Regions from separate parts of the Homo sapiens genome. Here regions 1, 2 and 4 are each linked to region 3. A link is a contact called in ENCODE Hi-C or POLR2A ChIA-PET data. All regions are on one chromosome and are shown on one strand. Each heading gives the region's core, a stretch centred on a gene start or an enhancer-like site at or near the end of the contact. The rest is flanking DNA. Distances are from core to core; before and after follow the strand shown.

What was found. Hi-C counts contacts between places; a loop is a spot of excess contacts on that map. ChIA-PET counts read pairs that join two places held with the same protein, here RNA polymerase II (POLR2A). Pooled maps may share reads with other maps.
Region 1: a loop to region 3 is called in a map of CD8-positive, alpha-beta T cell, with 12 times the contacts of the local background. The contact joins the promoter of IFT70B here to the promoter of OLA1 in region 3. A Hi-C loop is called at or near these places in 2 of 168 maps with a recorded cell type or tissue (CD8-positive, alpha-beta T cell and gastrocnemius medialis) and 5 of 50 pooled maps. POLR2A ChIA-PET finds 5 or more read pairs at or near these places in 1 of 52 experiments (K562).
Region 2: a pooled map shows a loop between it and region 3 (23-fold over the local background). The contact joins the promoter of IFT70A here to the promoter of OLA1 in region 3. A Hi-C loop is called at or near these places in 5 of 50 pooled maps.
Region 4: a loop to region 3 is called in a map of CD8-positive, alpha-beta T cell, with 24 times the contacts of the local background. The contact joins the promoter of GORASP2 here to the promoter of OLA1 in region 3. A Hi-C loop is called at or near these places in 2 of 168 maps with a recorded cell type or tissue (CD8-positive, alpha-beta T cell and naive thymus-derived CD4-positive, alpha-beta T cell) and 13 of 50 pooled maps.

Annotation. Positions count from the first base shown.
Region 1 is chr2:177,551,308-177,554,284 of GRCh38, forward strand. It overlaps IFT70B (intraflagellar transport 70B), which reads right to left and starts at 1,489. Exons shown (of 1, transcript NM_152517.3): 1 at 1-1,489. The coding sequence starts at 1,456. RefSeq lists enhancers at 489-1,293, 1,294-2,097, 1,466-1,755.
Region 2 is chr2:177,617,146-177,620,084 of GRCh38, forward strand. IFT70A (intraflagellar transport 70A) reads right to left here and starts at 1,597. Exons shown (of 1, transcript NM_152275.4): 1 at 1-1,597. The coding sequence starts at 1,556. IFT70A-AS1 (IFT70A antisense RNA 1) reads left to right here. Exons shown (of 3, transcript NR_198966.1): 2 at 156-375; 3 at 1,143-2,093. RefSeq lists an enhancer at 1,670-1,899.
Region 3 is chr2:174,247,279-174,250,060 of GRCh38, forward strand. It overlaps OLA1 (Obg like ATPase 1), which reads right to left and starts at 1,254. Exons shown (of 11, transcript NM_013341.5): 1 at 1,174-1,254. RefSeq lists a silencer at 1,040-1,559.
Region 4 is chr2:170,927,959-170,931,064 of GRCh38, forward strand. GORASP2 (golgi reassembly stacking protein 2) reads left to right here and starts at 1,295. Exons shown (of 10, transcript NM_015530.5): 1 at 1,295-1,445. The coding sequence starts at 1,383. RefSeq lists a silencer at 1,074-1,773.

The DNA.
Region 1 (2,977 bases), core at 239-2,738, 3.3 Mb after region 3:
CTATGGGTTCATAGAAACCAATGGCTTCTTTGTATTTGTTTTCCTGCATGAACAGAACATGAGCCACATTCAACTTCCACACATCATGGTCGTTACAGAATTCCACAGATTTGCGGAAGATCTTTTCCACCATTGGATAATTTTCAAGATTCCAGTAGATTTTTGCCTGAGCCATCAACACAGGAATGTATTTCTCCATGGTTTCATCATATTCATTCACTGCCTTTTTGATAGCTTCATCATCTCTATTGTGTCTTGCTTCCTGTACTTGTATGGTAAGTTTCCGGAGGACCTCAGTCAGCATCCCTGCTAGCCCATCAAGCTTAATGAAAGCCTCTTCAGGAGCTGTCTGGCAAGTGATCACAGCGTCCAAGAAGTCATAGAGATAGGGTGTGAGGAACTTATAAATCAAATGGGCATTTTCTGCCAGGACATCTGCTGCCAGGTCAAAATACTCATATTTACAGTAGAGCAGCAACAGGTTGCCAAAAGTCTCTGGAGGAAAGGGATTCTGTTGGAGCAAAAACTGTAGCTTTTCAAACCCTTCTGTAGGCCTGGCATCCATGTTCATTAGTGCCTGGTTGTGTAGGGTCACAGGGTCCAACTCTTCCTCTGCCCTGGGTGGCATGTCAGTGAGGGCTTCTTGAGCTGCCTCATAGTTTCTCAGTTGGTATTCTATAGCTGCCTTAAGGTTGAAGGCTTCCACCAGAGCAGTCTGATGGAGGACTAAGGTGTTGCCAACACTGCGAACATCAATGCCCTCAGTGGTCATGCCCACACCTAGCTCAGGGTGCTGGCGGATGCCACGCTCAATAATCTCAGCGATATGCTTCAGTGCTGAAGCATACTGTCGGCTGCTGTAATAGGCCAAAGCCAGGTTGTAGGAAAGGTCAGGCTGGTAGCCCGAGGCCTGCAGGGCGGCAAAAAACTTGGAGCATGCAGCTTCATACTGTCCCTCCTTGTAGAGCAAACAACCCAGGTTGATCTGGCCATCGGTCTCATTCTCGCCCCCACTTTCCTCTCCCCCTTCCCTACTCGGCAGCTGCTCTACCAGGCTCCTGGACCCTGGCAGATCGCCCTCGCTGTACTTGATAGCAGCTTGCAGGCGGAGGACCCGGCTGTGGTAGGCGGGGTTATCCAGGAGAAGGAAGGCGACCCGGGTGGCCTCCGCATAAAGGCAGGCCTTGTACAGGGCCTGGGCCTGGTACAGGCGGTACTGCTCCAGTTCCGGGTGCAGCTGGCCCAGCTGCTCATAGCACTCGGCCGCCAGCGCGAACTCCTGCAGGCGGTAGTAGCAGTAGCCTAGCAGCGACAGGCCGGCGCGGCTCCTAGGGCTCCGCTGCAGTTCTCCGCCCAGCAGCTGCACCGCCTCGGCGTAGCGTGCATTGCGGATGAGGCGGTACACGACCGCGGTGAACTCCCCGTCGGGGATCTGCGCGCCGCTCAGGCCAGCCATAACCACCACGGCTGTTATGGGTGCGGTTACTATGGCAACAGAGCAACCGGAAGCGGAAGACTGCCGGTTTCCTTGTCGCAAGAAATCTGTTAGGAACAAAAAGGGACCACTCTCGTCAGTCTCTCAATTTCAGCTTGATCTTCAAATACTCTGGACTGCGGAGTGGCGGCATTCAGGAGGGGAAAGACTACTCCGGGCCGTTCAGAGACTGAATCTACTCGTCCCGGCATGCACCGTTCCAGTGGTTCCGCGGCGCGGGTCGTAGCCGCGCTGCATGCTGGGAGACGTAGTCCCGGCTGTACCTACCGAACCGGCGGCCCGTGGGGGTGCAGGGTAACTCTCCTTCCCTGCCTCTTAAAGATGAGGGGCGCTCACTGTGTCTGTTATGGCACCGTGGTCTCTGGCGCGGCGGAGGAAGGTTTCCGGCCCCATGTTCCTGGCGATTTTGAGCCTGGTACACGGTGTGGTCGATAATAATGCTGGCTTTTGGTTTAGTTTCAGTAAAAGAACCGGGATGGCAAAAGGCGAGTTATCTCTTGGAATTACCCTGGAATTAGAGCACGTTCTTTTTTGCACTACCCCGAGGGCACAGTTTGTAAGAACGGAATAGAGCGGCGAGCAGGAATCCTTAATTTGGTGGTTTCCAGAGGTTAATGAGGAAAAAGGACTGTGAATCTTGATTGGTACTGGGAGAGTTTCGGTTTTAGGTCCAAGTATCTCCCGCTCTTTTTTCCCGTAACAACAAATATTACTGAGTATATATTGGCGTTTACCCTTGGCCATCCCCATTGCGCTGGAGTTCCAACTTTCACTACTAGGTAGAAACGTTGGAGAAATGCATGACTTCAGTTTTTTCCAAGAGGGGAAAATCCAAGACATTAAAATGTGCTCCTTTCCCTATGCATTTTTACTCTTCTCTCTTAACTACTAAATTAGTCAGCCAGTGATGTGTGGGTGTGTGAGAGACACACATGCTCAGTTTGTACTTTTCAGCCTTCTAGGGATTTTGGATATTGAACTGATAAATATGGATTTTCTTCTGTTAAAATAAGAAAAGATTGCCTACACTTTAATTTTTTTTCCAGATTCTTAGTTTGAAGATTTCTATGCAGGTTTGCTAGACTGTACAAGATATCATTCTGGGTTTTCTTTCATTCTTTGTTATATATTTGGAATAGATGCTGTAGATTCCATGTTATTATCCTGGGGCTATTTTTGTATAATTTTTTTTCAGTTTATTAGTGGCCATGATGGGGCTGTGAAAAACTAGGGGCTTAATTATTCCATAAAATTATATTTAATCACCAATTTAAAAAATACCCCTAGATAAACTGACCTGGAGACCATAGACTTTAAGGGAGAATAAATACAATTTTTCAATCAAGAATTAGGGACATAGACAAGATAGCAAAATATGAATTTGGCTTATCCCAGTGAGGTACTTGTAAATAGTGTAGTTTTCAAGGTAACAATAATAGTTGTAATTCATTAACATCTATCATATGGTGGCCTGGGACAGAG
Region 2 (2,939 bases), core at 347-2,846, 3.4 Mb after region 3:
TCCTCTGCTTCTTCATTTTGACTTGTCATAATATAGGAAACACAGAGATTAGCCAGTACAATAGCACTGACATTCAGGATGTTATCATAATGCTTCTTGACTATGGGTTCATAGAAACCAATGGCTTCTTTGTATTTGTTTTCCTGCATGAACAGAACATGAGCCACATTCAACTTCCACACATCATGGTCGTTACAGAATTCCACAGATTTGCGGAAGACCTTTTCCACCATTGGATAATTTTCAAGATTCCAGTAGATTTTTGCCTGAGCCATCAACACAGGAATGTATTTCTCCATGGTTTCATCATATTCATTCACTGCCTTTTTGATAGCTTCATCATCTCTGTTGTGTCTTGCTTCCTGTACTTGCTTGGTGAGTCTCCGAAGCTGCTCAGTCAGCATCCCTGCTAGCCCATCAAGCTTAATGAAAGCCTCTTCAGGAGCTGTCTGGCAAGTGATCAGGGCATCTAAGAAGTCATAGAGATAGGGTGTGAGGAACTTATACGTCAAATGGGCATTTTCTGCCAGGACATCTGCTGCCAGGTCAAAATACTCATATTTACAGTAGAGCAGCAACAGGTTGCCAAAAGTCTCTGGAGGAAAGGGATTCTGTTGGAGCAAAAACTGTAGCTTTTCAAACCCTTCTGTAGGCCTGGCATCCATGTTCATTAGTGCCTGGTTGTGCAGGGTCACAGGGTCCAACTCTTCCTCTGCCCTGGGTGGCATGTCGGTGAGGGTTTCTTGAGCTACCTCATAGTTTCTCAGTTGGTATTCTATGGCTGCCTTAAGGTTGAAGGCTTCCACCAGAGCAGTCTGATGGAGAACTAAGGTGTTGCCAACACTGCGAACATCAAAGCCCTCGGTGGTCATGCCCACACCTAGCTCAGGATGCTGGCGGATGCCACGCTCAATAATCTCAGCGATATGCTTCAGTGCTGAGGCATACTGTCGGCTGCTGTAATAGGCCAAAGCCAGGTTGTAGGAAAGGTCAGGCTGGTAGCCCGAGGCCTGCAGTGTGGCAGAAAACTTGGAGCATGCAGCTTCATACTGTCCCTCCTTGTAGAGCAAACAACCCAGGTTGACCTGGCCATCGGTCTCATTGTCGCCTCCACTTTCTTCTCCCCCTTCCCCACTCAGCAGCTGCTCCACCAGGCTCCTGGACCCTGGCAGATCGCCCTCGCTATACTTGATGGCAGCTTGCAGGCGGAGGACCCGGCTGTGGTAGGCGGGGTTATCCAGGAGAAGGAAGGCGACCCGAGTGGCCTCCGGATAAAGGCAGGCCTTGTACAGGGCCTGGGCCTGGTACAGGCGGTACTGCTCCAGTTCCGGGTGCAGCTGGCCCAGCTGCTCATAGCACTCGGCCGCCAGCGCGAACTCCTGCAGGCGGTAGTAGCAGTAGCCTAGCAGCGACAGGCCGGCACGGCTCCTGGGGCTCCGCTGCAGTTCTCGGCCCAGCAGCTGCACCGCCTCGGCGTAGCGGGCATCGCGGATGAGCCGGTACACTAGCGCGGTAAACTCCCCGTCGGGGATCTGCGCGCCGCTCAGACCAGCCATAACCACCACGGCTGTTATGCGTGCGGTTACCACGGCAACAGGGCAACCGGGCAACCGGAAACGGAAGACGACGGGTTACTTTGCCACGGAAGGAATCTGTTAGGAATAAAAAGGGACCGTTCTCGTTAGTCTCTCAAGTTCGGTTTGATCTTCAAATATTCTGGACTGCAGCGTGGCGGCAGTCAGAAGGGGAAAGACGACTACTCCGGGCCGTTCAGAGACTGAATCTTCCCGGTCCCGGCATGCATCGTTCCTGTGGCGCCGCTGCGCAGGCGTGGCCGCACTGCATGCTGGGAGGCGTAGTCCCTGTTGCACCGACCCGACTCGCGGCCCGTGTGGACGCACGGTCACTCGCCTTCCCTGCCCCCTAAAGATGAGGGGCACTCTCTGTGTCTGTTGTGCCACCTCGGTCTCTAGCGAATCGGAGGAAGATTTCCGGCACCATGTTCTGGCGATTTTGAGCCTTGTGCATTGGTGTGGTCTATACTAATGCTGGCGTTTGGCTTACTTTTAATAAAGTAGAGATCGTCAGTACAATAAAAGGACCTTTTAATAAAAGGAGCGGGATGGCAAAAGGGAGTTAACTCCTTGAATTCCCTTGGAATTAGAGCAGGTTCTTATGCTACCCCGAGGGCACAGTTTGTAAGAACAGAATACAGCAGCAAACAGAAATCCTTCTTATTTTGGTGGTTTCCAGAGGTTAATAAGGAAAAAGTGCTGTGAATCTTAATTGGTACTGGGAGAGGATCTGTTTTTGATCGCAGTATCTCTCCTTTTCCATGACAAAAAAAAAATTACTGAGTATATGTTGGCGTTTACACTTGGTTGTATCCATTGCTGTGGTCCTCCAACTGTCTCTGCCAATAAGAAATCAGTATCTTTTGTCATCTCCCATGATATCCATTGGTCTCTCTAGCACCTAATATAAACCTAATCCAAGTAAAAGTGTGTTGTTTGCTACATAATTACTGCAAATCCTTTGTATGCATCCATAATAGTGTTACTGCCCATAAATCTTTTCTGTATATAAACTTCACAGCTATCATACGGTTGATAACGATGTCAACCATATCATATAGCACCTCTATTAGAGACTGTTTACATATAGTATTTCTAATTTGAATAAGCAGCCTGCATTCTGCATATTGTAGTTTAAGAAGTCTGTGGGCTAGAAAGGTTTAAAGATTTAAGTATTACATTAATTAAATCAAACTATTAAATTAATAGTTTGTTTAAAGCCACATCTAGGTAGGTAGGGGCTGAACCATGATATCCAATAACCAATTTCAATAGGAAATAGTGACTGATGAATAACCCAATCCATGTATCTCATGTACGTGAGTTTGTAAGGGCCCATTGTTTGGTGCTAAGTGTGTATAAGGA
Region 3 (2,782 bases), core at 4-2,503:
TCGAGAACTGCTTGAACTCGGGAGGCGAAGGTTGCGGTGCGCCAAGATCACGCCACTGGGCTCTGCCTGAGCGACAAAGCTAGGCTCTGTCTTAAATAAATAAATAAATAAATAAAATATTTGTGGCACCAGGAATCAAAGATAAACTTAGAGTTTAGCTACCAATCTTCCATCCAGACTGCTCACAAAACACTTTATATCTTAACCTGATATATGGTTATATGAAAGAAAGCATTTGGAAGCAAGTACACAGAAGACAGTCAAAGAAAATTCCATTGTGGAACCACCAGCAGCCAAGTCACCCTTCACACCAAACCATTCCTCTATAATCTGGAATCTTATCTTTCCCATTCGCCCACAACCCCCATTTTTCACATAGATGAACACCCACCAGGTACTGGGGTCCTTCCACCAAGTCCCTCCCACCTTTGGCACTGAAGGTACGGCTCATCAGTCCTCATAAGCAACCTCCAAAATCTACATTATGGTTACTATTTCTAATGGTAAATTAATCGACGGAACCTTTTTATTTACAAGTCGAAACTTTCTCTGTCCCTTACTAGTTCTGTCTCCAAATCATGCGTGCAGAATTACTCCCACCCTTGGACTGCAAAGTGAAATCACAAAGACCGCTAAGCTCACGTCTCAGAAGCTGGGAACTAAAACTGTCCCAGTCTTCTGGCTGAGAGTTGTACCTCCTAGGACCACGCTGGGGCCCTGCCCTTGCAGTAGTATTCCAGCCTCTGATCCCTGACCCCGAGGGCCAGGAATTTCCCTTCTCAGCGTCCTGACACCTGTTCCTGGCCAACTCCCAGGCCTCCAAAGAACAGATACAGGAACAGCGCCTGTCGGGTCCTCTGGCCTACAGAGAGGTGGCCGGCAGCCCACCCAAAGTGGGCCCCACCCCCCATCCTCCTCTCCGGACTGGGCCACCGGGCGTCCTGGCGTCGGGAGAAGGCTTTCCCCAGGGCTTTCCCGCGTGAGGCGTAGGCCGATCTCCCGACGCGCGGCCTAGTCCGACAGCGCCTCATTCATCCACACATCCCCAAGCCACCCGCTGCCCTGGCCCCATCTTGGCCACTGGGCCCGGGCCCCGCGCCAGCCTCAGGGCAATGAGCCCAGGCGCCGAAGACCTGGCGGAGATCGCGCCCCCGGGCTCCCTGAGGGCCTCACCGTGCTCGGCCTGGGCGATGACACGGGGTCCCAGCGGCAGCGAGAGAAAGGTCCTGCCGGCAGCTGGAGGCGGGGAGGAAGGAGGAGAGAACGCAGGCCCGTCCCCTCCGCCGAGCGGCACGCACGACGGCGGCGACAGCGGCGGAACGGGCGGGCCGGGCGCCGAGCGGCACCTGCGCGCAGACCATGGGCCCCGCCCCTCCCCGCCTTGCCCGCGCGTCCCGCCCATTGGCCTAACCGGCCGGGGAGGCGGGAGTAGGGCGGGAGGAGCCCAGGGTGGGAGGAGCCGCGCGGCGGCAGGGAGCTGGAGAGGGGAAGGCGCTGGCTAGGCCGTTCCCGGGAGCTCTAGTCTTCCGCTTCGGCACGTGGGCTTCTCGGTTCTAGGTCTCCGCTTCCGTCTGGCTGCGCGGCCTGGGTTACCTGCTCACGTTCACTCGCGGGCCTACAGCCCCAAGCTTTCCCAGCTGGACTGCGGAGTGCCTTGGGCCCTGACTTCCCTCCGGGAGATCCGGGGCGTCTGAAGTCAGGCAAACAGCCACACCAGCCCCGAGGACCGCGTGGCCGCTAGCCCATCTCCCTTTTCTATAACTTTATTCGCTCAGTCTGTGCGGAGAGAAGCTGTTAACTAAAAGTTCTTGAAGGAAAAGGGGCTAAGGGAAACTTTGGTCTAGGGATTTCTTCCTCGCCTTATAGTTAAAGCGTCGCACACAGGTACTGGATCACAGAATGCGTTTAATTGAGCCAATTTCCCCCCTTTTCCTCTTGGTAGTTGAGAGCAGGGGCCTTTGAAATTTGGGAATTTCCAATCTGGATTTCGCCACTCATTGACTGTATGACCCTAGACAAATTAACTTCTCTGGACTTCAATTTCGTTCTGGATAAAATGAGGCTATTAAAACCACCTTATGAGGTTATTCGTGTGAGAATAAAATGAGACAATGCGTGTTGAGCTCATAACAACAGTACTCAGCACATACAGAAAAGGCTTGTGAGTAGTCGCTGTTGTTAATATTAGGATTTCATCCCATCTCACCCACATCATATCAATACCATGAGCGCCACTGGAGAAGGAATTCTTTCATTTAGGTCCTGGCCTTCAGATGTCATTCAGGTATTTGTTGTAATGAATATGATACCTGTCCAAAAATTGTGACACTAGAAGCTCCTTTTAAAGGGATTAGTTGCTATTAATATTAAAGGATGTAAATAGGTCGCCATCCCCATTTTACAAGTGAGGAAACAATATCAGAAAGGTTGATTAATTTGGATGAAGTCACACAACTAGTAAATGGCAGCAGCATATTTCAAACCACAATCTAACTGAAAATCTGGCCGTAATCCCAGCACTTTGGGAGGCCAAGATAGGGGGATCAGTTGAGCCTAGGAGTTGGAGAACAGCCTGGACAACGTGGTGAGACCCCATCTCTACCAAAAAACAAAAATTAGCTGGGTGTAGTGGCACATACCTGTAGTCCCAGCTACTCAGGAGGCTGAGGTGAGAGGATGGCTTGAGCCTGAGAGCTCAAGGTTGCAGTGAGCTATGATCACTGCCGCAGCACTCTAGCCTGGGTGTAGAGCAAGACCTTATCTCTAACAAAATAAATACAAA
Region 4 (3,106 bases), core at 45-2,544, 3.3 Mb before region 3:
TTCATTTTGTCTACAGACACATCCCGTCTTGTAACCAGCTTTTAAAAAAGACAATAATTTCCACGTTTCCATGTGAATAACTACTCTTCTAATACTCAGTACATATTCAAATTTCTCCAAATGAACCAAAAATGTCCTTTACGCTTATTTCTCCAAGTTGGCCCCCAACTCAAGCCCTTGCAATGTGTCTCTTGGTTATATTCTTCGGGTTCCTTTTAATCTGGCATAGGCCCTTTCATAGGACTCTGACTCGACAAAGAGAACTGGCCAGCTGTCCTGAAGGAAGGCCCACTTCCTGTATTTGCCTGGTTCCCTGTGGTGTCATTTTACTTGCTCCTCAATTCCCCTTACTTCCTGTAAACATCAAACTCAAGATGCCATAGAGGCAAGTTAACCACCTTGGGCTAGAATACTTCATGGGCGATAGCACGTACTTTACATTGCATCACATAGGAATCCACATAATACCTGGTTGACGCAACATCAGTCCAACTGACCACAAAGCAACTAGGGGTTTCAGAGGGAGTACACGTAAGGGGCAAAAGCAGCAACGGAATACGACAACGGAATAAGCATGAATACGACCTGGCTACCTGAAGGAGGTAGGACGGGGAACCGAGCAGCAGCAGGTGGTGGAATGCCAGGGAAATCCAACCGTGCTTCCCACGCTGGCATCGCTCTGATTATGACCAATCCTCTAATCTTATTCTCACAATTAGGGAGGAAGAAAAAAAAACAAACCCAAACCAAAAAAGAAGTTGGTAGGTGACTCTGTGAGACTACTGTTTTATAAAGGGAGCGTTTCCTTTTATAAAATTTAGCTGAGCAGATGCTAGGCAGCCCACAGGAGGCCACTATTCCCCTCAGCTGTACAGTTTGGGAAAATACCTACACACCCGGAGAACAGAGAGCTTGGTGTGTGTTGAGTTCGCTCCTGTTCATCAGCAGCCCTTTCCCCGCCTCTGGCCACCAGGGGGACCTGCAACCAAGTATGTGTTCTTTCAGGCGAGCGGGAACGCGTCTGCATAAATCTAGTCCAATCCAGGGCCCCGTAGCAAGGCGCCAAAGCTGGGGGAAGCGCATTTCTGTTCTCTCGCGAGCACGACGCGGTGCCTCCCAGTCCTCCTCCGGCCCTCCCTCTCCGCCCTCCCGGCCCGCGAGCGCTCGGGCCCCTTCCAGTGGCTCGCGGCAGGTGGCGCTGTCTGCGGCGTCGCAGCGGCCCGGGCTGCAGCAGAGACGATCTCCCGGCGGGCTGTGCGGCCCGGCTCTCCGGCGGCAGCGAGTGCCACGTCCCAAGTGCTACGCGGAGGATTAGAGCAGGCGGTGCGCTGGGGGCGGGAGCAGCGCGGAGCCCGGCTCGGCCACACCGATCGCCCGCCGCCATGGGCTCCTCGCAAAGCGTCGAGATCCCGGGCGGGGGCACCGAGGGCTACCACGTTCTGCGGGTAAGGGCTCCGACGGCGGCCGGGGAGCTGCGGGCTGGAGGCGGGGCCGGCCGCGGGGAGGCGGAGGCCCCCATGGGCTCCTTCACGGGGCAGCCAGGCCCGATCCCGCGAAGGAGCGGCGGTCGCGGGCGCTGCCTTGGTCGAGGCTGGTTCCGGAGGCCGCTCGCATCCCACCTCCGCGGAGCGCCCTGGGCACGGGGTCCGCGGCTGTAGGAGGACGGGCTGGAGCTGGAGGCGGCTGCCGGCGACTCGGCCAGGGGGCGGCCCTGGGAAGGGGGGACAACCTTGCTCTTTTTCCGCACGGCCTTCTCTCTCCTCCACCCCCCCTCATTTTTAGCTTCCAAAGTTAGGAAGGGCGCGGAGGCAACGTCTCCAAAGTGGTGACTGTGAAGGCAGCCTTTGCGCTTTCCTAGGAGAGGGATCCGGACCCGCAGTCCGGAGGCGGGGCCTGCGGCGGCAGGTGTTAAATCACCTCGGCGCCGGCCGAGTGGCCTGAAAGACCAGCAGGGCAGGAGACGGAAAACCAAATGGCCTGGAAGTAGGTTCGACGGACTTAAACAGACTTGATTTTGACCAGACTTTTCCTTTCCCGTGCCACTCCTGACCCTCCCAAACCTTCTCAAGATTTCCTGGAGTGGGAACTTCCGTTCTGTTCCGATTGCTGAGGGTGTGGTTTAGATTATAAGGTTTAGATCCACAGTGGTAAAGAGGTAGTGCAGAGAAATTTTTTTTAAAAATCGGAGTATATAAAGGAAAACAACCCTAGCTTAACTTCCAGGACGCAGAGAAACATAGTATCTCAAAAGGCGTCAGCTAAGCCCCTACCTATGAACGGCCTGGGCCTGGGTGGTACAAAGCATGTGGTCTTTTCCTCATGGAACCGGGCGACTTTAGAAGTAGCATTGATGGTTGTTTGCTGTGACACCTGTGTGAGTGTTAACATGAACAGTCAACAGAGTGGCCGCAGCGTGTAGCGCCATTTAGGGGTGTAATAGAGTGTCACTCAATATTAGCTCCTCACAGGCAAGAACGTTTTCACTGAAAGTAAGAGAGTGCACTTCCTGGTGCTACCTTCATTTCCTGCCCTGGGTCCCATGTTTTAGGTGAGACACATTCTTAAATTGCCCAGCTGTCTATGTGATAGGGCTGAGACAGATCATCTTTCTGATCTTCCGGATTATCGTGTCTATTGCCTTTCCATTACACTAAAAATCCCTCCTCTGCCATACTCTTAGTAGGAAAGGGTGATTTTTTTTTTCCCCGAAAGGAAAAGGGAGCCTATAAATAAACCGTATTATCTTCCTATCCCCTTCTGCTAACCAAACACCCAAGAGCCACACTGAGAGAGGAAATGGAAGGAGAATTGTCAGTTCCCAAATGTGAGGTGAAAGCTGTGCTTTTCTTTCTATTATCTGGTCTGATTTTGAGTTCTCTACCCTGGGATGTTACCCAGTATTACCAGCTGTTTCTCACAGTGACCGATTGTGGTCATGAATCCTTGGGGATTCATGATATTTTTATAATACATGCACTCAGGGAAACTCAGTAAAACACATTAGTGTTAATAAGCAAAAAAAAAAAAAAAAAGTCGCGTGTTTGAAAGAAAGCCATACACATCAAAAGGATTCCAACTTAGTGACTGCATTCCGACATAAAATGAG